2 separate regions of the Homo sapiens genome follow, and region 2 is linked to region 1. Evidence: read pairs that join two places in POLR2A ChIA-PET (ENCODE). Cell type or tissue: A673. All regions are shown on one strand. Links, peaks and the distances in the headings refer to the core of each region. The heading gives the core; the rest is flanking DNA. Region 1 overlaps GNL1 (G protein nucleolar 1 (putative)). Region 2 holds the start of LINC02570 (long intergenic non-protein coding RNA 2570).

Region 1 (11,633 bases), core at 1,663-9,662:
CTGAGGACCCCTCAGCGGAACACCCCTGGTGTGCCTGGGACATCTGTGAAGGTGAGTTCCATGTGCCTGGCTTCGCCCCACCTGGTTTCAGCTGCTCTTCCTTACCTGCCTCGCCTTTTACCCTTCCCTGTCTCCTTTCCTCTCCTCAGAGATTCTGCCATTGATGAAGCTGCTGTCCACTCACCCCTAGATTTTTGTTGCATAGCCAGTAAGATCTCTGGCCTGGAATGTTTTGGGGAAAACTGGAAGGACTGTGTTATGGGAGTGGGAGTATAACTGGTACCTGGTTAATGCTTTCCCTTTCCATTATTCTTTTCTTCCTCCAGCCTGGGCAGAGAAACGTGGTTACAAGACAGCCAAGGCGGCTCGGAATGATGTGTACAGAGCAGCCAACAGTCTCTTGCGGCTGGCAGTGGACGGCCGCCTCAGCCTGTGTTTTCATCCCCCAGGCTACAGTGAACAGAAAGGTCAGAGCCCAGATATTCTTCCCCAGCCCCCTGCTATAGCGTAGGTAAAAGGGTGTGGGCTTTGTGGCCAGAGAGAGGGTCAAACCTGGATTCTGTACCTGTTGGCTAGCTCTGTTACTTAACATCTGTGATATTTTCCTGATCTGCAAACTGAGGGTAATAATTGACCCTTAGCATAGTGATTGTAAAGATTGAAGTTGATGTGCACAAAGGTTCTGTTCAGCAATCTGCACATAGGAAGTTGAATGAATGGATGAATGAATGAATGCCAGCAGCTCTAAAGATTATTGTTATTCCTAGTCTTTGCCTCTTCCCCATCTTTCCTTGGCTTTAGTTCTTGCTCAAAACTCTCCTCCATTTTTTTCTTGTTTTGGTTCCCCAGGCACCTGGGAGTCCCATCCAGAGACCACGGAGCTGGTGGTTTTGCAGGGCAGGGTGGGGCCAGCAGGTGACGAGGAGGAGGAGGAAGAGGAAGAGCTGAGCAGCTCCTGTGAGGAGGAGGGAGAGGAGGACCGGGATGCGGATGAGGAGGGAGAAGGGGATGAGGAGACCCCAACCTCGGCTCCAGGGTCCAGCCTGGCTGGCCGAAACCCTTATGCCCTGCTGGGTGAGGATGAGTGCTGAGTTCCTCGCCCAGCGCCATCTTCCCTCCCAGTATCTTTGCTTTTGGACTGACCTGGGGGTATCTCCCCTCTGCCACCCCAATTGTGAATAAAGATTGTTTGCTTTGTAGCCCCTTCCCCAGATGAACTGAGGTGAGAGCGGCTGTTCCAGGCTAACAGCTGTGGGAGGCTTCTCTCCTCTTCTCCCTTCTTTTTTCATGCATTCTCTTTGCAAGGGAAAGTTCTCTTAGGAGTTTAGTAGGTTCTCAGTCTCTGAAACCTGCTTCCTCTACCCATTCTCCCACTCTGCACCTTAGGAATCCCGTTATCTACATGGGGAGGGGAGGTCTAAATCCAGCTCCCTTTTGGAGTTTGTGCCATTCTCCGATTTGAGCAGCAGCCCTGTGTGCCCCCTGCCGCCAGACCTGCTCATTCCAGGAGCTTCTGGGAGAAGGAACAGTAAGAGAGGAACTGTGTCCCAAGCTGATGTCTCTTAATGAGATTTTTACAGGAATTGTTCAAATTCAGCAAATATTTATTGAGGGTCTATTGTGTGTCTTGACCTGTGCTGAGCACCAAGCATATAAGGATGTACCACCAGAGCCTGACCTAAATTTGAAGCCTGGCCATGATCAAAACCCCACCTTCAGGCACCCAAGTTTTTGGATTAAGAAGGGTGAATGATGTTCTCCAAATCCTGGGGGCTCATGCAGTATAATTCTAGGACTTCATGTTGATACAAATTTTTAGTTAAGGCAAAACGCTTGTGAAAATGTTGATTAAATGTGTACGAGTAGTTTTAATTACTGGTGAACAACTAGCGTGCACATTTATGATTTGAGCAGAACAGCCCTTTAAGTACAGTGTTAAGTTTCATTGTTTAAAAGCTTGGCAGCTACGAGTATTTGAGGTACATAGGGGCGGGCACAGAACCAGCCTCCTGAATTCCATTTACTCTGGTTTGGGGGTGGAACAAAGATGATCCAGTGCAGGGTCTGAGCTAGAACCTAGCAGGTGGCCAGAACCATTTTAGGGTTTCACCTCAGCATTTCGGCAGAAATCAGCTCTCTCGTGAGTCAGGGCACCTTAGGCTTTGCTGTATATCCCTTTGTTAAGCCAGCAGCTAGACTCCTAGATTGAATTCTTTTAGAAATGGGAGAATGAGCTTTTTTATTGACTGCCAGTGTTGTCTGTATTGGATGATAGCAAAAAGTGTAGTTGGACAGGTTGCCCACTAGATGGAGTGAGAAGTACCAGACTCCTTTTTTCTCTAAAGCAGATCCTTTCAGGATCTGAGTCACTGGGCAGTTTCTCTAATGCGAGCAGACAGACCCTGTTAACCAAGGAGCAAAGGAAAGTATATTTAAAGAGGCTAAGGTGTTTGGCCACATATTGCTTTAGGTTCATCTCCATTGGTCTCAGTGTGGACATAACTCCTGGAATTCACTCCAGTGCAAAGTTTAAATAATACCAGCATGAGAATGTACTTGAAGGTTTCCCAAAATGTGCTAGACAAGAAAGAGAAAAGGTCCCAGCTGAGAGAAAAATCCACCTGTCTCCCATCTGGGGCTCTTTGGCCTCACTGATAGAAAAGGAAAAGGGGCCCAAGCTAAGCTTACTTTGAGGGTTCATGATGTTCAGAGATGCTCAGGGGACTTCTCCGCTGCAGGAGGTGGGGTGAGGACATTGGATTCATTTCCTCAAAATATGGAGAGAAAGGAGAAAAATCAGAATTCTATTTGTACCTCTGCTTCCTGTGCTGTTTATCTTTGCTTGTCTTTATCTTTTTCCACCTCAGGGGTTTCATCAGGGGTATTTGGGAGAGTCTAGGGGTGGGGATGAAGAATTGACTGGGAGCTGAGGAGGGGGGATTTTTATGCTGAAGACCTGGCAGGAGGCAACTCCTGACACCCCCACAGGGTTAGACTGTAAAACCTCTTCCATGACTTGCTGACTCTATAGGATAATAGCAACAGGAAAAGAACTGAGGGACGTGCAGATGAGGATGAATAGGGCCCCAACACCAGTGCCTGAGGCTGAGGTTAGAACTGACTACAAAGACACAGGAAACCAAGGGCCCAGTCTCCCCTCCACGCTGAAATACGCACCCTCTTGTCTGGGTCATGTCTACTATGTGAATACTTGACCATGGAGGTCTGGGGCTCTGGTGGCTTCCATAGCTGGCTAGTCTCTTGATGGAGAGAAATCAGGGCTTCTCTCATCCATGCTGGAATTTCATTTAGATGTCAACTTCCAAGTTTCCCTTTTTCCAGATGGGATTATAGTCCTGCTTCTGGAACAGGGTAGCTGTGTGTGGTCCAGGATAGTTCAATTATCTGGCCCTTTGTTCACTTCTTACAATCATTGATACAGTCAACAAAAATTGGTTAAAAACAATATATGCCAGACATATATCCCTGAGTTCTGGGACAATAACCAAAATTGAATAAGGCAATATCCTACTCTCAAGCAATAGAGGGTAGGAATAGAATAATAATAATATAATACAATAGCTCTATAGCAGTATGTAAACTATAAAAGCATTATTTTACGTGTTTCTATTGAACTGTCATAACTAAATAAGATGGTTAGTACTATAATTATCCCAAGGATTCATTCACTCATAGAACATTTGTTGAGCAATTACTACCTGCCAGTCACTTCCAAGTGGTAAGTGAGATAGAAATGGTTCTTTGTGGCGCTCACAATTTATTGGAGAATGGAAACACAATTACAAAAAAAAAGTGTGATAAGTTCTGGGAGAAGGGTGGTACAGGATCCTGTGGGGTAGTGGTGGCTCCATATAGGAGGGACATTGGGATACTGATCAGGAAGGAGTGGGGGACAGGGCTAGAAGCTGCATTAGTATAAAGTTATGTCAGACTGCCAAAACAAAACAAACACAAAAAATCAGTAGTCTGTGGTAAAGAATTGCTATAGGAACAGCCAGTAGGGGCAGTTAAGCTGGTCTTGGTGAATCAGGGGAAGCGTCCTAGAGGAACAGATGTCCATGCTGAGGCCAAATGCTGGACAGGAGTTAGCCAGACAGGGAAATTGCATTCTGGGCAGAGGAGACAGCAAAGGTCAAGAAACATGACAACTTTGGAAGACTGTAACTTGTTCAGAGGCAGAGGGTGCAAAGGAGAAATGAGGAAAGGTGAAGCTGGAGAGGTGGGCTTGGTCCAGCTCTTGCTGGGCCTTTTCAGCCGTGTTAAAGATTTAGACTGTATCCAGAGGGATGTTGAACTTTAAGCCTAAGACTGAAAAGGTGAGAATTGTGCCTTAGATCACTATGGTTGCAGTGTGGAGACTGGTTTGGAAAGGGGAGAAATCAGAGGCTTTTACAGCCATCCCAGGGAGAGAGAATGAACACCAGAATTAGGGTAATGGAAGATGGAAAGAAGAGAAATCGTTTTATGGGTTGCTCAGGAGATAGAATTGACATGTCTTGGGATTGTTTTGCTGTGTAGGGGAGAGAGACAAGTCAAGAGTATACATCCTGTTTCTGACTTGGCAACTGGGTGGGTCATGGGTCTGTTTCCTGAGACAGTTGTCTACAGCCATACCACCGTAAGCGCCCTAAATCTCATCAGAGACAGTTTATGCAAATGGAGCTTGGGGAAAGAGAGGTCGTGGCTGGAGACAGAGATTTGGGCATCATCAACATATAGGTGTGGGGAGCAGAGAAGGCTGAGGAAGAAAGCAGGAAACATATAAAAAGGAGAGCAGGGAAAGGAGCCAGTGAGACAGGAAAAACCTAGTAACGTGGTGTGATGAAGCTAGGGGAGGAAGGAAGGAAGGAAGGGCGGCGTGGAACGCTGCTGATGGGTGGTGGCGGGGAAAATGAACGAGTATCCACCAGCAACGAGAGGGGCCTCCATGGTCTTGGTGGGAGCATTTCTTTGGAGAGGTGGAATCAGAAGCCCCAGATGTCAGAGGGTTAAGGAATAATTTGGAGGAAAAGCGTAAAGGCAGTGGAGGTGAGGAGAGAATTTTCAAAATGTTTGGCAGTGATTGCAATGAAAGAAAAAAATGGAGGGAGCAGAGTATATGCAGTTGAGGAACTTTTTTAGTTTGGAGTGTGTTAACACGATGTTAGGAAGAAGGATCAAGTGAAGGAGAAAGGTGAAAATGCTGGAAGGTGGGGCTTAGTGATGAAACAAACCTTGGGGACAGGTGGGCGTGGTACTGAGAGTCCCAGTGAGGGGAGTGCCCTCAGGCAGGCGCCGGTGGCTTCTGTCACAGGAGGGAACAGCGCTGACATTCAGCTGGTTCGCACTGATACGGCTCAACCAGTTTGTTAAAACATGTCTGTTCCAGTGTCAGTAATATACGAGTAACTGCAATATGCAGTAAAAATTATAAATTCTAATACAAACTCAGTTCAAGCTAATTAAGAGATCGCAACAGCCGTTGGTAAATGGACTTCCCGCTGCATTTGAGAAGCTTTGCAGCGCCATCTGCCGGTGTCGTAGCATCACTGCAGGCTGAGAGGCTGCTTTGCGCCTTCATCTTGAAGCACTCTGAAATTGCCTGTTTAAATTACCTTGGAATCATGGAGTTGCTACTGCTTCTGAATAGTTTAGCTTCTACTTTGATTTTATTGTTAGTGCATTGTCGTTCTTGTGTCAGTAGCAAGTTTCAGTGTTTTAATATTTACAAATACAAAAATTTTTAATAAAATATTAAAGCCAAACTTGAATGAAGAGACAACAAAGTTTGGATATGTTTCTTTATGTGCCTTTTGACATATCATAAATGAGAATCTTTTGATTCCTCAGGAGAACAAAGAAGAAATATTAATGAGCTGCAGCCAGGAATGTTTTCTGTTACTGTGTAAAAATCAGAATAATATGGAAATCATTTGCAACTTTTTATTTTGAAAAATTTCTAACATAGAAAAAGAACAATAAACACCCAAATACTGAAAGATTCAACAAATTCTACATTTTGCCATATTTGCTTTACTAGTTTTTGCCAGCTTCTGTATTAATCGATTTTTCTGTCTACTTATCCATTTTTTTTGTTGTCATTACCTTTTATTTTTAAAAATTTTAACCTTTAATTGTAAATTGGCAAATTATAGTTGTATATATTTATGGCGTACAAAGTGATGTTATGATTCATGAATACACTGTGGGATGATTAAATCAAGCAAATTAACATCTATCACTTTTTTTTTTTTGAGATGGAGTTTCACTCTTGTTGCCCAGGCTGGAGTGCAGTGGTGCAATCTCGGCTCACTGCAACTTCCGCCTCCCGGGTTCAAGTGATTCTTCTGCCTCAGCCTCCCGAGTAGCTGGCATTACAGGCGTCCGCCACCATGCCCGGCTAATTTTTTGTATTTTTAGTAGAGACGGGGTTTCACCATGTTGGCCAGGCTGGTCTCCAACTCCTGACCTCAGGTGATCCACCCACCTCCACCTCCCAAAGTGCTGGGATTACAGACGTGAGCCACTGCACCCGGCCCAACATCTATCACTTTTAAATACTTACTTTTTTTGTGGTGAGAATGTTTGAAATTTACTCTCTACATTCAGAGGAGGGAATATGTTAAAAATGTAAAAAAGATATTTACCCTCAACACTTATGAAATGTCCAAGAATTATTTACTATATTCACTTTGCTGTGCAGTATATCTCAAAGAAAAAGAAAAGCTTATTTTTCCAGTCCAATGAAGCTTTGTAACCTTTAACCATCATATCCCCATTTACCCCAGACCCCCAGCCTCTGGTAACTACTATTCTGCTCTCTCCTCCTTTAAGTTCGATTGTTTTAGATTCCACTTATAAGTGAGAACATACAGTATTTGTCTTTCTGTGCCTGGCTTACTTCACTCAGCATAATGTTCTCCAATTCCATTAACGCTGTCTCAAATGACAAAATTTCTTTTTAAAGGCTGAATAGCATTCCACGGTATATATACCATATTTTCTTTCTTTCTTTCTTTTTTTTTTTTTTTTTTGAGACGGAGTCTTGCTCTGTCACCCAGGTTGGAGTGCACTGGTGCAATCTCAGCTCACTGCAAACTCCGCCTCCCAGGTTGAAGTGATTCTCCTGCCTCAGCCTCCAGAGTAGCTGGGACTACAGGCGCCTGCCACCACGCCCAGCTAATTCTTTTGTACTTTTAGTAGAGATGGGGTTTCACCGTGTTAGCCAGGATGCTCTCGATATCCTGACCTCGTGATCCGCCTGCCTCGACCTCCCAAAGTGCTGGGATTACAGGCTTGAGCCACTGCGCCCGGCCTATATACCATATTTTCTTTATCCATTCATCTGCTGATGAACACTCGTTTGACTATGTAACTTCACTGTGGTTAATAGTGCTGCAGCGAACATGAGAGTGCAGGTATCTCCTCGACATACTGATTTCAAATCTCTTTAGTAAATACCCAGACGCAAGATTGCTGGATCATATGGTAATTCTTTTTTTTTTTTTTGAGATGGAGTTTCACTCTTGTTGCCCAGGCTGGAGTGCGATGGCACGGTCTCAGCTCACTGCAACCTCCGCCTCCCGGGTTCAAGCGGTTCTCCTGCCTCAGCCTCTCAAGTAGCTGGGATTACAGGCGCCCACCACCACGCCCAACTAATTTTTGTATTTTTAGTAGAAATGGGGTTTCACCATATTGGCCAGGCTGGTCTCGAGCTCCCGACTTCAGGTGATCCGCTCACCTTGGCCTCCCAAAATGATGGGATTAGAGGTGTGAGCCACTGTGCCCAGCCCCATATGGTAATTCTATTTTTAGTTTTTTGAGGAACCGCCATACAGTTTTCCATAATAGCTGTACTAATTTACATTCCTACCAACAGTATACAAGTGTTGTCTTTTCTCAACCATTTGAACTTTTTTTTTCTTTTTGAGATGGAGTTTTGCTCTGTCACCCAGGTTGGAGTGCAGTGGTGCAATCTTGGTTCACTGCAACCTCTGCCTCCCGGGTTCAAGTGATTCTCTTGCCTCAGCCTCCCCATTAGCTGGGACTACAGGTGTGCACCACCATGCCTGGCTAATTTTTGTATTTTTAGTGGAGACGAGATTACACCACGTTGGCCAAGGTGGCCTCAAACTCCTGACCTCAGGTGATCCGCCTCCTTCGGCCTCCCAAAGTGCTGGGATTGCACTGCACCCAGCCCTGAACCATTTGAAAGTTGGAGACATCGGCTGGGCATGGTGGCTCATACCTGTAATCCCAGTACTTTGGGAGGCCGAGGTAGGCGGATCACCTGAGGCCAGGAGTTGGAGACCAGCCTGGCCAACATGGTGAAACCCCGTCTCTACTAAAAATACAAAAAATTAGCCGGGCATGGTGGTACATGCCTATGATCCCAGCTACTCAGGACGCTGAGGTGGGAAAATTGCTCAAACCTGGGAGGTGGAGGTTGCAGTGAGCCAAGATAGTGCCACTGCACTCTAGCCTGGGTGACAGAGCAAAACTCCATCTCAAAAAAAAAGAAACTTGCAGACATCATGACCATTCACCCCTAAATACTTCATATACATCTCTTACACAATCATAATAGAATCATCATGTTTAATGAGTTAATAATTTTTAATGTCATCTAGCATTAAACTTCTCCAATTTGAATGCCTTTTATAGCATTTAATTTTTCCTAAGTATAATTACCAAATAAAAATTGTATAGATTTATGGTGTATAGCATGATGTTTTAATATATAGCTTTTAAAAAACTCCCAGAACAGGAACCAATCAAGTTTCAACATTGCATTTTTTTATGTCCTTTTCTCACCCCTTTCTTTTTAATCTACAATCATCCAGTTTTTTTCTTCTTGGAATTGGATCTTTGAGGATACTAGGGCAGTTGTCTTTTAGACTGTTCAACATTCTAGATTTGTCTTACTGTTTCTTTGATGTCACTTAATGTGTTCATCTGTCTCCCTGAGTTTTGAGGGGTTTTCCCCCAATTTCTTGGTTAGATTCAGGTTACCCAGTCTTGGGACTAATTCCTCAAACTTGCTATATATGTCACATTGCCTCACATCAGAAGGCATATGATATGAAGCCATCCCACAAGCAGTGATGCTAAGTATGATTGCTTGGTTAGGATGGACACGGTCAGATCTTTTCTGTAAAGGTTATGTTTCCCTCTTGGCAATTAGCAAGTCGTCTGCATGGTTCTTTGACACTGTGTGTATACGCTGAAAAACTTTCTCTTATCGCCATCTACAGTGATTCTTGCTTGAATTGGTTATTTCATCAGAAATTACAAAAGGTGCTTTTCTAATTCTCCCACTTCTACATTTATAAGGGCATAATTACCTAGGAAGGAGCTTTCTCTCACCAACTGGAAAAAGTAGGGTCCTTCTCAAACTCCTGACCTCAAGTGATCCACCTGCCTCAGCCTCCCAAAGTGCTGGGATTACAGACATGAGCCACAGCGCCCGGCCAAAGTAGGGTCCTTCTAAAAGGCAAGGTAAATGCTTATTTCCCTTTACCAGTTTTCAGAATAAGGTATTGGTATGATATTAATCTCCAAAGGTAGAAAATTTATTTTTTTTCTTTTTTTAAACTATAGATTTAGGGTTTTTATCCATTCAGTATTTCTTTTATTTTTTGAGACAGCATCACGGTCTGTTGCCCAGGCTGGAGTGCAGTGGCGCAATTACCACTCACTGCAGCCTCAACCTGCCAGGCTCAAGTGATCCTCCTACCTCAGCCTCCTGAGTAGCTGGGACCACAGGTGCATGCCACCACACCCAGATGATTTTTGTATTTTTTGTAGAGATGGGGTTTTGCCATGTTGCCTGAGATTAAGTGATCCACCTGCCTTGGCCTCAAAGTGCTGGGACTACACCATGCCAGGTATCCATTTAATATTTCACAATTGGTTACAGTCATTATTTTTTTGTGCTCGAACTGTACCTTATGTGTCCAGTGGGAGCCTTTTTTTTTTTTTTTAATTTGAGATGGAGTCTCACTCTGTCACCAGGCTGGAGTGCAGTGGTACGATCTCGGCTCACTGCAACCTCTGCCTCCTGGGTTCAAGCAATTCTCCTGCCTCAGCCTCCTGAGTAGCTGGGACTACAGGTGCATGCCACCATGGCCAGCTAATTTTTGTATTTTTAGTACAGACGGGGTTTCACCTTATTGGCCAGAATGATCTAGATTGGGAGAGGGCCCCAGTGGGAGCCCTTTTAAGCTAACTCCTACATCCATTCTGACATACCCCAAAAGTTCTGTGAGCACTTGCTTGCTTTTGACACAACTAGATGTCCCAGGCACAATTTTTTTTTACTTTCCCAGCTCCAGATGTGGAATCAGCCATTTTTCTTTTTCTTTTTTCTTTCTTTCTTTCCTTTTTTTTTCTTGAGACAGAGTCTCACTCTGTCACCCAGGCTGAAGTGTAGTGGCATGATCTCAGCTCACTGCAACCTCTGCCTCCAGAGTTCAAGTGATCCTCCCACCTCAGCCTCCTGAGTAACTGGGATTATAGGCATTGCCACTACGCCTGGCTAATTTTTGTACTTTTAGTAGAGATGGGGTTTCATTATGTTGGCCAGGCTGGTCTCAAACTCTTGGCCTCAAGTGATCTGCATCTGCCTGCCTTTAGCCTCCCAAATTGCTGGGATTACAGGCATGAGCCACTGCACTTGGCCAAAATCAGCCATCTTTTTTTTTTTTTTTTTTTTTTTTTGAGGCCGAGTCTTGCTCTGTCGCCCAGGCTGGAATGCAGTGGCGTGATCTCAGCGCACTGCAAGCTCTGTCCCCAGGTTCATGCCATTCTCCTGCCTCAGCCTCCCAAGTAGCTGGGACTACAGGTGCCCACCACCATGCCTGTCTACTTTTTTGTATTTTTAGTAGAGACAGGGTCTCACTGTGTTCGCCAGGATGGTCTCGATCTCCTGACCTTGTGATCTGCCCGCCTCGGCCTCCCAAAGTGCTGGGATTACAGGCGTGAGCCACTGCACCTGGCCAAAATCAGCCATCTTTCTAAGGAACATTGATTCGTTTTAGTGAGGAATGGTCTTTAGTGCTGGGAGAGCTCGTTGCTACAGAGGTGTCATCGCTTTAAGTCACATTTAGGGTTTAAAAAAAATCATGAATTCATATTGGTATTTCCAATTCAAATTGTACATTATAGGTTTTTCCCTCTTCTTGGACTTTGTATTTGTATATCTTTTATCAGGGCAATCGAAAGCCTTGGCTCTTAATACTCTTAATATATTTACCTATTTTTCTCTCCTACAATATACATAAAATCATCTTAAAATTGCATTGGGCCAGGCACAGTGGCTCATGCCTGTAATCCCAGCATTTTGGGAGGCTGAGGCGGGCGTTATCACTTGAGGTCAGTAGTTCGAGACCAGCCTGGCCAACATGGCAAAACCCCGTCCCTACTCAAAATACAAAAATTAGCTGGGTGTGGTGGTGGGCATCTGTAATCCCAGCTACTAGGGAGGCTGAGGCAGGAGAATAGCTTGAACTTGGGAAGTGGAGGTTGCAGTGAGCCAAGATTATGCCACTGCACTCCACTCGGGGTGACAGAGCGAGACTCCATCTCAAACAAACAAAAGAAATCGGCTGGGCATGATGCATTCATCTGTAGTC
Region 2 (11,633 bases), core at 2,108-10,107, 300 kb before region 1:
TTCACAATTCAACACACAATCATGCCTTTCAACAGTCCACCAAAGTCTTAACTCATTTCAGCATTAACTCAAAAGTCCAACTCCAAAGTATCATCTGAGACAAGGCAAGTCCCTCTTCCTATGAGCCTGTAAATCAAAAGCAAGTTAGTTACTTCCTAGATACAATGGGGGTACAGGCATTGGGTAAATACACCCATTCCAATGGGATACATTGGCCAAAATAAAGGTGCCACAAGCCCCATACAAGTCTGAAATACAGTAGGGCAGTCATTAAACCTTAACGTTCCAAAATGCTCCCCCTTTGACTCCATGTCTCACATCCAGGTCATGCTGATGTGAGAGATGGGCTCCCACAGCATTGGGTAGTTCTGCCTCTGTGGCTTTGCAGGGTACAGCCCCCCTTCCAGCTGCTTTCATGGGCTAGTGTTGAGTGTCTCCAGCTTTTCCAGGTGCATGGTGTAAGCTGTTGGTGGATCTACCATTCTGGGGTTTGGAGGATGGTGGCCCTCTTCTCACAGCTCCACCAGGCAATGCCCCGGTGGGGAACTCTGTGTAGGGGCTCTGACCCCACATTTCCCTTCTGCACTGCCCTAGCAGAGGTTCTCCATAAGGGCTCCACCCCTGCAGCAAACTTCTGCCTAGACATCTAGGCATTTACATACATGCTCTGAAACCTAGGCAGAGGTTCTCAAACCTCAATTCTTGACTTCTGTGCACCCACAGGCCCAGCACATTTGTAAGCTATCAAGGCTTGGGGCTTGGAACCTCTGAAGCAATGGCCTGAGCTGTAGGTTGGCCCTTTTTAGCCACAGCTGGAGCTAAAGTAGCTGGGATGTAGGGCACCATGTCCCCAGGCTGCATAGAGCAGGGGTCCCTTAGCCCAGCCCACAAACCCTTTTTCCCTCCTAGGCCTCCAGGCCTGTGATGGGAGGGGCTGCTATGAAGTTCTCTAATATTCCCTGGAGACATTTTCCCCATTGTCTTAGTGATTAACATTCCACTCCTCTTTACTTATGCAAATTTCTGCAGCAAACTTGAATTTCTCCCTAGAAAATGGGTTTTTCTTTTCTATCGCATCATCAGACTGCAAATTTTCCAAACTTTTATGCTCTACTTCCACTTGAACAGCTTTACCACTTAGAAATTTCTTCTGCCAGATACCCTAAGTCATTTCTTTCAGTTCAAAGTTCCACAGATCTCTAGGGCAGGGGCAAAATACCGCCAGTCTCTTTGCATAGGAAGAGTGACCTTTACTCCAGGTCCCAACAAGTTCCTTATCTCCATCTGAGACCACCTTAGCCTGGACAAATATTGTCCATATCACTGTCAGCATTTTGGTCAAAGCCATTCAACAAGTCTCTAGGAAGTTCCAAAGTTTCCCACATTTTCCTGTCTTCTGAGCCCTCCAAGTCTTGAGGAAGTTCCAAACTTTCCCACATTTTTGTGTCTTCTTCTGAGCCCTCTAAACTTCTAACCTCTGCCTGTTACCCATTTCCACATTTTCAGGTATCTTTATAGCAGTACCCCACTTTACTGGTACCAATTTACTGTATTAATCCATTTTCTTTTTTTATTTTTATTTTTGAGACAGTCTTGCTCTGTCACCCAGGCTGGAGTACGGTGGCACAATCTCGGTTCACTGCACCCTCCACCTCCCAGGTTCAAGCAATTCTCCTTCCTCAGCCTTCTAAGTAGCTGGGATTATAGGCGCCAACCGCCATGCATGGCTAATTTTTTTTGTTTGTTTGTTTAGTAGAGATGGGGTTTCACCATATTGACCACCAGGCTGATCTTGAACTCCTGGCCTCAAATGATTCACCTGCCTCGGCCTCTCAAAGTGCTAGGATTACAGGCATGAGCCACTGCACCCAGCCGTATTAGTCCGTTTTCATACTGCTATGAATAAATACCTGACACTGGGTAATTTATAAAGAAAAAGAGGTTTAATGCATTCACAGTTCCACATGGCTGAGGAGGCCCTCAAAATCATGGTGGAAGATGAAGGAGGAGCAAAGGCATGTCTTACATGGCAGCAGGCAAGAGCGTGTGCAGAACTACCTTTATAAAACCATGAGATCTCATGAGACTTATTCACTATCACAAGAAGAATAGCATGGGAAAAACCTGCCCCTCATGATTCAGTTACCTCCCACCAGGTCCCTCTCATGACACGTGGGGATTAAGGGAACTACAATTCAAGATGAGATTTGGGTGGAGACCCAGCTAAACCATATCAGACACCATTCTAATGGAAAACAGCTCAGCTGAAAGAATCCTGCCAAGAACTCATGCTACCTGTCTGTGCAGCAATTCAGAGTCATGAATTCTTGTTAAGCTATGTGATTTTTCTACGAGGATGCCAAGTTTACTTTCTGATTAATGGACCTCTCTTAATCAGAAACAAGCACAATTTACACTCATAATTTTTTGCCAAAATATATAACCTTAAACATCACCTCTCTCCCCTGCTTGTCAGTTCTCATCAATTAATCTGGTCTGAAGAAGAAAAAAAAACTCAGTTAAGGGAAACCAAGTGCACAGAGGATTTCTTGAAGAATATATTTTGCAGATTATGCAATTACAGACATTTGCAGCACTGTGAATTTGGACTGTTTGTTTTAACCCTTCACAGAATCTCTTACAGTGAATTGTGCTTTGGCAGTCGGCTCTCAGCTTGCAGGGACTCAATAAGAATGGGATGTAATGCAAAATAATTTATGGATGATATGGCACAATGTGTAGAATTTGCTTTAAAAGATCTCCAGCTGAAAAAGTGGTAGGAGTAGATTAAGTGAGTATGGTCAACTTTTGACAGTTTTTAAAACTTTGTGATGGATACAGCAAGACTCATTATATACTCACGGCTTCTGTGTATGTTTGAAATTGTCATCATAAGCAGAGTTTTTTAAAAGAGGCATAAGAAGTTCACCATTGTCTTTACTATAGGGATATTGTTAAAGATTTATTTTATTCATTACTTTGCAAACCAGTATACTTTTGACAAGAAATTAAGAATGATCTTAAAACTTAAATAATACTTATCTTAGTCCTGCCTAGTACAAAGTAAGCATGTAATAAGCAACAGTTATTGTTTATTGTGTAATGATCTCATCAGAATTCATTTGTGGGTATTAGTAGCCTGACCTCCTTGGAACTTGGAGGTTTCCTTTGATATTGGACAAAGTACAAAGAAAACAGTATCTTCTGTAAGGTTAGTTGTAAGAGGTTTTCTGGTAGCATACTGAATATAGGAAGAATTTCTGAAAGAACCTTTAAGAACTCTAGTGTCTCAATCCAGAAGGTAAAAATTTAATATGAAGTATTAAAAAAAAATGCACCATGACTAACCAGGAGTACAAAGATAGCTCTATGTTTTAAAATATATTCAAATGTATCATATTCAAATATATTCAAATTTTAAAGATAGTTTTATATTTTAAAATATATTCAAATTTATCATCTCTGTAGGCCAAAGAAAATAAGCCATATTATCACCTTGATTATGATAAATGGTTCAACTGGCTAACATTTGAAAAACAATAATAATTAGAATTATCTCTCTATACTCAAAATCAATTCCATATGAATATAAATGTGGAAATTTTTTAAAGTGCCAAATGAAAACAAGGGATGAGATTAGGGAGGAAGAAAACTACTCTGTGCTTCCTGGCTTCATCTTTGATCCTGTTCCATCCTCAGAGATTGCAGAGTAAGTAAACTGTGACAGCTCTCTCACTTTTGCATCTTGACATATTCCCCAACCTCTCTCATCTACTTGAATGCCGATTCCTTTATTGCATTCTAGGCTTTATTACATCAATTTTTCAATTCCTGCAATAACTAGATTCCATAATAAGAAAAGACTGTACTTGGCTGATTTCTTTCATAATGTACCTATTAATATTTAAGTGTGAATTCCTTAAAGCTCTTGTGATAGGCTTCTCAAGGCATGGCAACATTCCTCACCTCTCTTCTGCTGTATCATATTATATTACTGTGTCTCTGTGATAACAATAAAGAATTTGACTGCCCTTTGTCCCTGGTTCCTAGGAGGGAAACTAAATCCTTGGAATCTCCTGAGTAATATGAGTATCTTTGTTATTCATGAGCCCCTTGGATCACACCTGGGCTTATGCTAAGAGAGAACTCACGATGGGAGGTTGGTCATCAGAAAGATCACATAATAAAAGGATTGGGCCTTAGAGCCAGCCCAACCTCGACGGAGGGTGGGAGGACTAGAGATTGCGTTCAATTCGGTGGCAAATGAGTCAACCAATTGTGCCTATGTAATGAAAACTCTGGACGCCAAAATTTGGTGGAGCTTCCTGGTTGGTGAACACATCCATGTGCCAGGAGGGTGACACAACCTGATTCACAGAGAGAAGACACAGAAGCTCTGCATGGAAGACCCGCCCAGACCCCGCCCTACGTGTGTCTTCATTAGTCTGGTCCTCCTGATTTGTATCCTTTGTAACAAGCCTGTAATCGTAAGTATAACATTCTCCTGAGTTTGGTGAGTTGTTCTAGCAAATTATCAAACCCGAGGGGGTTGTGGGTACCCCCCAGATTAGTAGCCAGTTGGTCAGAGGAGCGAGTAGCCTGGGGACCTCCACACTTGTGGCTGGCGGCGGAAGTGAGGGCAATCTCATTGGGGCTGAAACCTGTAGTTAGTGTTGTGCTGCACTATTCCAGTCCCTTATCCACCTACATTCCTCATTTCCTTGTCGGGGCCTTGCTGTGATGTCTCCATTTGGGTGATTTCATAAAGGTTAGAGATGAGGGAGGGCAGATTTACCTGGAGAACAAATTCCTAGGCCTTTTGATACTTTTTTTTTTTTTGAGACAAGGTCTCGCTCTGTTACCCAGGCTGAAGTGCAGTGGTGCAATCCAGGCTCACTGCAACCTTGCCTCCCAACCCCCACCCCCACACTCTGGGCTCAAGCGATCCTTCCACATTAGCCTCCAGGGTAATTGGGACCACACGTGCGCACCAGCACGCCCAGTTTTGTTTTTGGTTTTTTTTTTTTTTTTTTTTGTATTTTCAGTAGTGAAAGGGTTGCCCAGGCTGGTCTCAAACTCCTGAGCTCAAGCAATCTGCCCCCCTCAGCCTCCCCAAAGTGCTAGTATTACAGGCATGAGCCATCGCGCCCAGCCAATATACATTCTTAACAATTTTTTACTTACCAATTCTCTGTTCTGGCTTTGTATCTCTGATTTTACTAGATTATCCCTGTTTTGGCAAACACTAACAATATTTATATAAGTTTAGCCTATATGCCTTAAAGACGTTTTCTCCTACTTCCAGAACTTTCTCAGTTGTGTGTGTGAGTACGCCTGGCTTTTCATCAAAGAGCTTTGCCGTCTTGATGCTTCCTTTTCTGTGAACACAGCAATAAATAGATTCTGCAGAACAAATGAGTGAGTAACTTTTTTTTTTTTTTTTTTTTTGAGACAGAGTCTCGCTCTGTCACCCAGGCTGGAGTGCAGTGGAGCTATCTTGGCTCACTGCAGCCTCTGCCTCCTGAGTTTAAGTAACTATTGTACAATAGTGATCACTGCCACAAAGTCAAGTATACATTGTTTATAATCTCTGAATTGAAGTACAAATTTTACTTTCTCTTTTTTTTTTTCCTTTGGAGATGGAGTCTCCCTCTGTCACCCAGGCTAGAGTGCAGTGGCAGGATCTCAACTCACTGCAACCTCCGCCTCCTGGGTTCAAGTGATTCTCCTGCCTCAGCCTCCCGAGTATCTGGGATTACAGGCACGTGCTACCATGCCCGGCTAATTTTTTGTATTTTTAGTGGAGACGGGGTTTCACCATGTTGGGCAGGCTTGTCTCGAACTCCTGATCTCAGGTGATCCTCCTGCCTTGACCTCCCAAAGTGCTGGGATTACAGGCATGAGCCACCACACCTGGCCTTTTTTTTTTTTTTTTTTAATAGAAATGGGCTTCCCCACCTACCCCCACCTGGCATGGTGGCTCATGCCTGTAATCCCAGCACTTTAGGAGGCTGAGGGGGGTGAATCACCTGAGGTCAGGAGTTCGAGACCAGCCTGGCCAACATGGTAAAACCCCATCTCCACTAAAAATACAAAAACTTAGCCGGGCATGGTGGCACGTGCCTGTAATCCCAGCTACTCAAGAGGCTGAGGCAGGAGAATCACTTGAACCCAGGAGGCAGAGGTTGCAGTGAGCTGAGACCGCGCAATTGCACTCCAGCCTGGGCAACAAGAGCAAAACTCCATCTCAAAAAAAAAAGAAAAGAAAAGAAAAGACAAAAAAAGAAATGGGTTCTCACTATGTTGCCTAGGCTGCTCTGGAAATCCCAGGTTCAAACAATCCTCCCTCCTTGGCCTTCCAAAGTGCTATGATTACATGTGTGACCCACCATGCCCAGCTCTAAATATCTTTAATTGTAAGTGTGTAGCATTCCATACAATCCAAGCACAGTTTTATATAATGGGTTGAGCTAGATCAACAAGGTTATAGATGGCTGGTTCATGATCACCAGGTTGGTGGGTAAAATCAGCCATTAATCTCCTATGAAAGGCCAGGTACAGTGGTTCATGCTTGTAATTCCAGCACTTTGGGAGGCCAAGGCAGGTGGATTGCTTGAGCTCAGGAGCTCAAGACCAGCCTGGCCAACATGGTGAGACCCCTCTCTACTAAAATACAAAAAACTAGCCGGGCTTGGTGGTGGGTGCCTGTAGTCCCAGCTATGTGGGTGGCTATGGCAAGAGAATTGCTTGAACCCGAGAGGCGGAGGTTGCAGTGAGCCGAGATGTTGCCACACTGCACTCCAACCTAGGCTACAGTGAGGTAGGAGTTATTAAGAAATTATTTTAGGCAGATAGAGAGGAAAAAGGTCCATGGAAAATTTTTCACAGCTCTTGTCTAGCATGAAAGCCCTGGCTCTTAGACTTGGGCCAGCAACCTTTGATATGCAAACGCTAGCTGTTAGAAACTGGGTCCACCCAACAAGGCTATTCCCACCTTTGTCCTCTTGCCCTTGCCCCTACATGTGCCTGGCAGCATGGCCGCCCCCACATATCCCCACGTGTGTGGAACATGACACAGCCCTACATTTGCATATTAAAAGGCTAGGGTGGGAGGGCCAGCTTTTTCGCCGGCTACATGAATGACATGCCTGGTCAAACCAATCCCCTGAGTCCTATGCAGATCAGATACTGCCTCCTCCACCCATCGAATATAGCTGGCTGGTATTACCTAAGTGCGGGGTTCCATCTCTCGGCTTTGGAGCCCCCCTCCCTCTGTCTCTGTACAAGGGAGTTTCTTCTTTCTTTCTTCTCCCTTCTTTCTTGCCTATTAAACTCTCCGCTCCTTAAAACCACTCCACGTGTGTTCGTGTCATCTTATCTAATTCGATGTGAGACAAGAGCCCTGGTGTTCCTCCACTCATCAGAGCCATATCAACAGAGGGTGACTGTCTCAAAAAAAAAAAAAAAAAAACTCCTCTGAAAAACAGAATTTAAAACTTTAAGTGGGCAAACATCATTTTTATTTTTTTAAAAAGTCAACAAATTCTTATAACCAACATTCATGGTCTCAAGTAACAAGTTGACAGTTTGAGCATCAGCTGCAGAAGATAAAAAAAAAAATTGAGGTATTTGCAAGAAGCTCTTGCTAGAAGGAATAAGAGGGGCTGAGCATTGAAGCCTGGGCCAGGTGAGCTGTCTTCCTTGCCTCCCCACGTTCCACACCCCAGACACCACTGATGGGGAGCTTAGGAGATGAGGGGTGGAAGGAGGAGGTGAGGCTGGGTTTCCTCCAGCTCAGGGATGTTGTCTTGAATGTCCTCATTGAAGGATAAGGAGGAAAGTGATGTCCCTACCAAGGCTGACAGGCTAAGGAATGGGAAAGCATCTTTGGAGGTCCCCAGGCCGACTACTGAATATCCTGCCCCAGGTGTCCAAGCTCCACAGTGTGGCTGGTGGGTGTGCCCTTGGCACCACTTTCCCCATGTGCTGAGTCTTCTGGGAAGCAGGCAGCACAAATGTGAGGACACGCTAGTGCCTCGGGGACCCTTCACTAAGACCGGCAGCTACCCCTTCCCCAACCCTTTTGCCCCTCTCTTTCAGAGATGGAGCCCATCCAGAACCCAGCTGTGCTGCTGCAAGGTACATTCTGTCTCCCTCTCTCTTTCTCTCTTTCCAGCACACCAAATTCCCTACATTCCAGGGAGGGAGTTATCTCAGTCTCCAACTGCCCCAGAGTGGTGAGCAGCATTCCACACACTCCAAGCATATAAGGAAGAAGTGCAGTAGGCTGGGGACTGGCAGAAGGAGCTCCCTGGGCAGAAGAGCCAGGAAGGTAGCTGGGTAGGAAGTAACCTGCATGGGCCCAGCCCAAGGCACTAGAAAATCAGCCTTCCCCAAATAATCACAGAGGCTTCCAAACGTGCCCCACCCCTTCAAGCTCCCTTCCCAGGGCTCTGCTGCTCCCTCTCACTTTCTCTTGCTCTTTTTCCTTCCCACTCTAAGTGTCCTACTTCCATCTTCTTCCCATCTCTTTGTCTCTTTCTTCCCTCTCGGGCCCACCTTTGGCTTTTCTAGGCTTTGATAAAGAGTTTCCTGAGGCTCACCACCGGCAGCTGAATTCTGGTCTCCTCTTCCTGCCTCTGCTTGCCTCCGTGGACTCCTAGACATGCTCCTTGAGCTTGTGGGCAGGCATCTCAGCACAGCTGTGGGATCTGGGGCTCAGAGACCCCCAACTAGCCTGTGCCTAGAATCATATTTCAATAGAATGATTTCTTTTGAATCTTATTGATGCAGAACTTTGTTCCTTAAACCCTAAAACCAGGTTCTTGTCACACAAGCAGGAAAAGCTAGGAACGCAGACGCATTGAAGGGTGAGGGGAACAGAATTTATTGGGTGAAAAAGGAAAAGAAGAAAAAAAAATCTCTCAGCAAAGCAAGAAGAGTTCCTGCCAACAGCACCCCCACCCCCAGACTGATTCCAGGCTACACACAAGAACTGAAGAGGCCAGGCTCCTCCCCAACTGCACATGGCACGAACTTCCCGTGGCTCCACCCCCTTCTCCCAAGTGCATAGGCAGGTCAGAGATTCTCTGGGGACCCTTTCCCTTATCTACCTCCTGCATCTATCAATATGGTGAAACCCTGTCTCCAAGAAAATTGTGAAAGTTAACTGGGCCTGGTGGTGCACGGATGTGGTCCCAGCTACTTGAAAGGCTGAGGTTGGAGAATCACCTGAGCCTGGGAGGTCGAGGCTGCAGTGAGCTGTGATTGCACCACTGCACTCCAGCCTGGGTGACAGAGTGAGACCGTGTCTCAAAAATAAATTTAAAAATAAAATAAAAATAAAGAGTTGCAGCCTACAATGTACCATTCGGACTAGTGGGAAGCATAGCCTCTGGCAGAGCCTAGAGAATGAACTTTGAGGGACGAGGAGGAATAAGAAAGGAATTTAATCTGACTGGGTTGGCCAAGTATACATATTCAACAGGTTACAGAAGGAGCTATGAATATTCATGAAAGTGGTCCTGAAGCACATATACTGAATAAACTAGTATATTGCATATGACCCATGTGCACCTTAGGGTGGAGACTTAGCATTTAAATGTATTACAGCTGGCCAGGCGCGGTGGCTTACACCTGTAATCCCAGCACTTTGGGAGGCTGAGGCAGATGGATCATGAGGTCAGGAGATCGAGGCCATCCTGGCTAACAGGGTGAAACCCCGTCTCTACTAAAAATACAAAAAAAATTAGCCGGGCATGGTAGCGGGTGCCTGTAGTCCCAGCTACTCGGGAGGCTGAGGCAAGAGAATGGCATGAACCTGGGAGGCAGAGCTTGCAGTGAGCCGAGATCGCACCACTGCACTCCAGCCTAAGCGATAGTGAGACTCCGTCTCAAAAAAAAAAAAAATTAATTAAAAAAAAATAAATGTATTACAATTAGGTCTTATACATCAAAAGGTCTTTTCAGGACACAAGCAAACTCAAGTATGCAGCATCTGTAAACCAGCCAGAACCAGTCCATGGTCAGTAGTCTTCTTATCAGGAGAAGGTTACTGAAATCAGTCTCGTGTTCAACCCAAGCTGTAGTTTTGGCTGATGGACGATCTGCAAGTTGTTTTAATCTTGCTTATCTCAAGGCCAATGTTTGTTTGGCTGCTAGAGAAAAATTAAAACCTTGTGGCAGAACACTTTTTCTTTAAGTGCAGGGGTGTGTGACTTAACCCTGACCTGCCATGGCCTTAAGTCTTGTTTATAGTTTGGTCTTTCATTGGCTCAAATACTTTGTTCTGTCAGTCTTATGATCTCTGGTTTATTAATGCTGGTCAGTGGTTGTCTAAACCACAAAAGGGATGAGGTATGACGAGGTGTGTCTGACCTCCCATCCTCTCCTGCCTGGGAACTCAGTTTTTAAGGTTTCTCTGGGGTCCCCTTGGCCAAGAGGGGGTCCATTAAGTCAACTGGGGGGCTTAGGATTTTATTTTCAGTTTACAAAATTATCTCACTATAGTCTCTCAAAAGGAGTCTGTGTTCTTCCCTGAAAGAAAGCTGACATCCCCTGCTGCTGGGGGTTAAGGGTGGCAGGGTCACACATAAACCAGGTGTCAGAAGGGCTGTGGGCAGAGGCCGGAGCAGCCTGATTAAGGTGGGAAACCCCAGGGTTGTTCTTGATAATGAACTGAGGTGGAAAGGGAGAAAGGCAGTTGTTTTGTGAATCCACTGGAGACACTGAGCAGCGGACAGAAAGCAGATGTCAGGGAGTGGGAACCGGGGAGCTGAGTGGGTCCATCCTAAAAGGGGCAGCTCTGAGGCGTTCCTAACCTTTTAGTGCTGCAGGCCTTGTAGCCAAACTTTGTGCCCTACCCACTTGTCCTCTAAGGTTGCCATTCAGATGGCTCCGTCTTTAAGCCTCTGACACTGTTGAGGACTTACCCTAGTCACAGGAGCACTACCCATGGGTAGGGCAGGCTAGAAATGTCAGTGCCCTGGGGGCAGCCCTCAAGTGAAATGGGATTTGGTGAAGAAATACCCCAGCTTCCTCAAGGGTAGGATGACTCCGAGGCATGCTCTATACAGTAGTCTCTTGAAGGTCCCAGTGGGATTGAGCCAAGGAGTTCATTAAGTTCATTGCTCATCGATGCACCCCATGCTGGCTTCTGCCCTTTCCTGTCTACTTTATCAATTATGCCAGGGATTTCCTCTCTAATAACCTCCTTGCTTCAAATCTTTGTCTCCAGATCTGCTTCTGAAGGAAACTAACCTAAAACAGACCCCTTTGGCAATTTGTGAAAGCTGCTGTACTTCTGAGAATAATGGTGGGGTTTTGTTTTTTGTTTGTTTGTTTTGAGACAAGGTTTTGCTGTGTTGCCCAGGATGGAGTGCATTGTCATGATCATAGCTCACTGCAGCCTCCACCTCCTGAGTTCAAGAGATCCTGCTGCCTCAGCTTCCTGAGTAGCTGGGACTACAGGTGCAGGTCACCACACCCGGCAGAATAGTGTTTTAAATGTATAAAATAAAATAGATAATGATAGATGCAGGAGACAGATAAAGGGGAGGGTCCCTGGAGAATCACCTGCCTGCATACTGGGAAAATGGGGTGGAGCCACGGGAAGTTCGTGCCGAGTGTGCAGT

What was found. ChIA-PET counts read pairs that join two places held together with the same protein. Peaks named below come from ENCODE experiments on the same cell type or tissue, not always from the same donor. Only the 100,000 strongest peaks of a DNase experiment are listed, where the experiment ranks them.
Region 2: POLR2A ChIA-PET joins it to region 1 with 14 read pairs; 2 of 35 experiments call an interaction of 5 or more read pairs at or near these places.

The regions. Positions count from the first base shown.
Region 1 is chr6:30,535,530-30,547,162 of GRCh38, reverse strand. GNL1 (G protein nucleolar 1 (putative)) reads left to right here. Exons shown (of 12, transcript NM_005275.5): 10 at 1-51; 11 at 327-467; 12 at 850-5,782. The coding sequence ends at 1,091. Among named protein-coding and RNA genes, the nearest start is that of GNL1, 15 kb to the left of the region's middle. In A673, for the core only: CTCF peaks have their summits at 2,095, 2,300 (motif pointing right), 5,336 and 5,536 (motif pointing left); DNase peaks (open chromatin) are centred at 2,332 and 5,532; H3K4me3 peaks cover 445 bases.
Region 2 is chr6:30,840,822-30,852,454 of GRCh38, reverse strand. LINC02570 (long intergenic non-protein coding RNA 2570) reads left to right here and starts at 4,296. Exons shown (of 3, transcript NR_134610.1): 1 at 4,296-4,487; 2 at 5,306-5,418. RefSeq lists an enhancer at 4,766-5,268 and silencers at 7,869-8,163, 11,442-11,618. In A673, for the core only: no CTCF peak of the experiment used is centred there; a DNase peak (open chromatin) is centred at 9,054.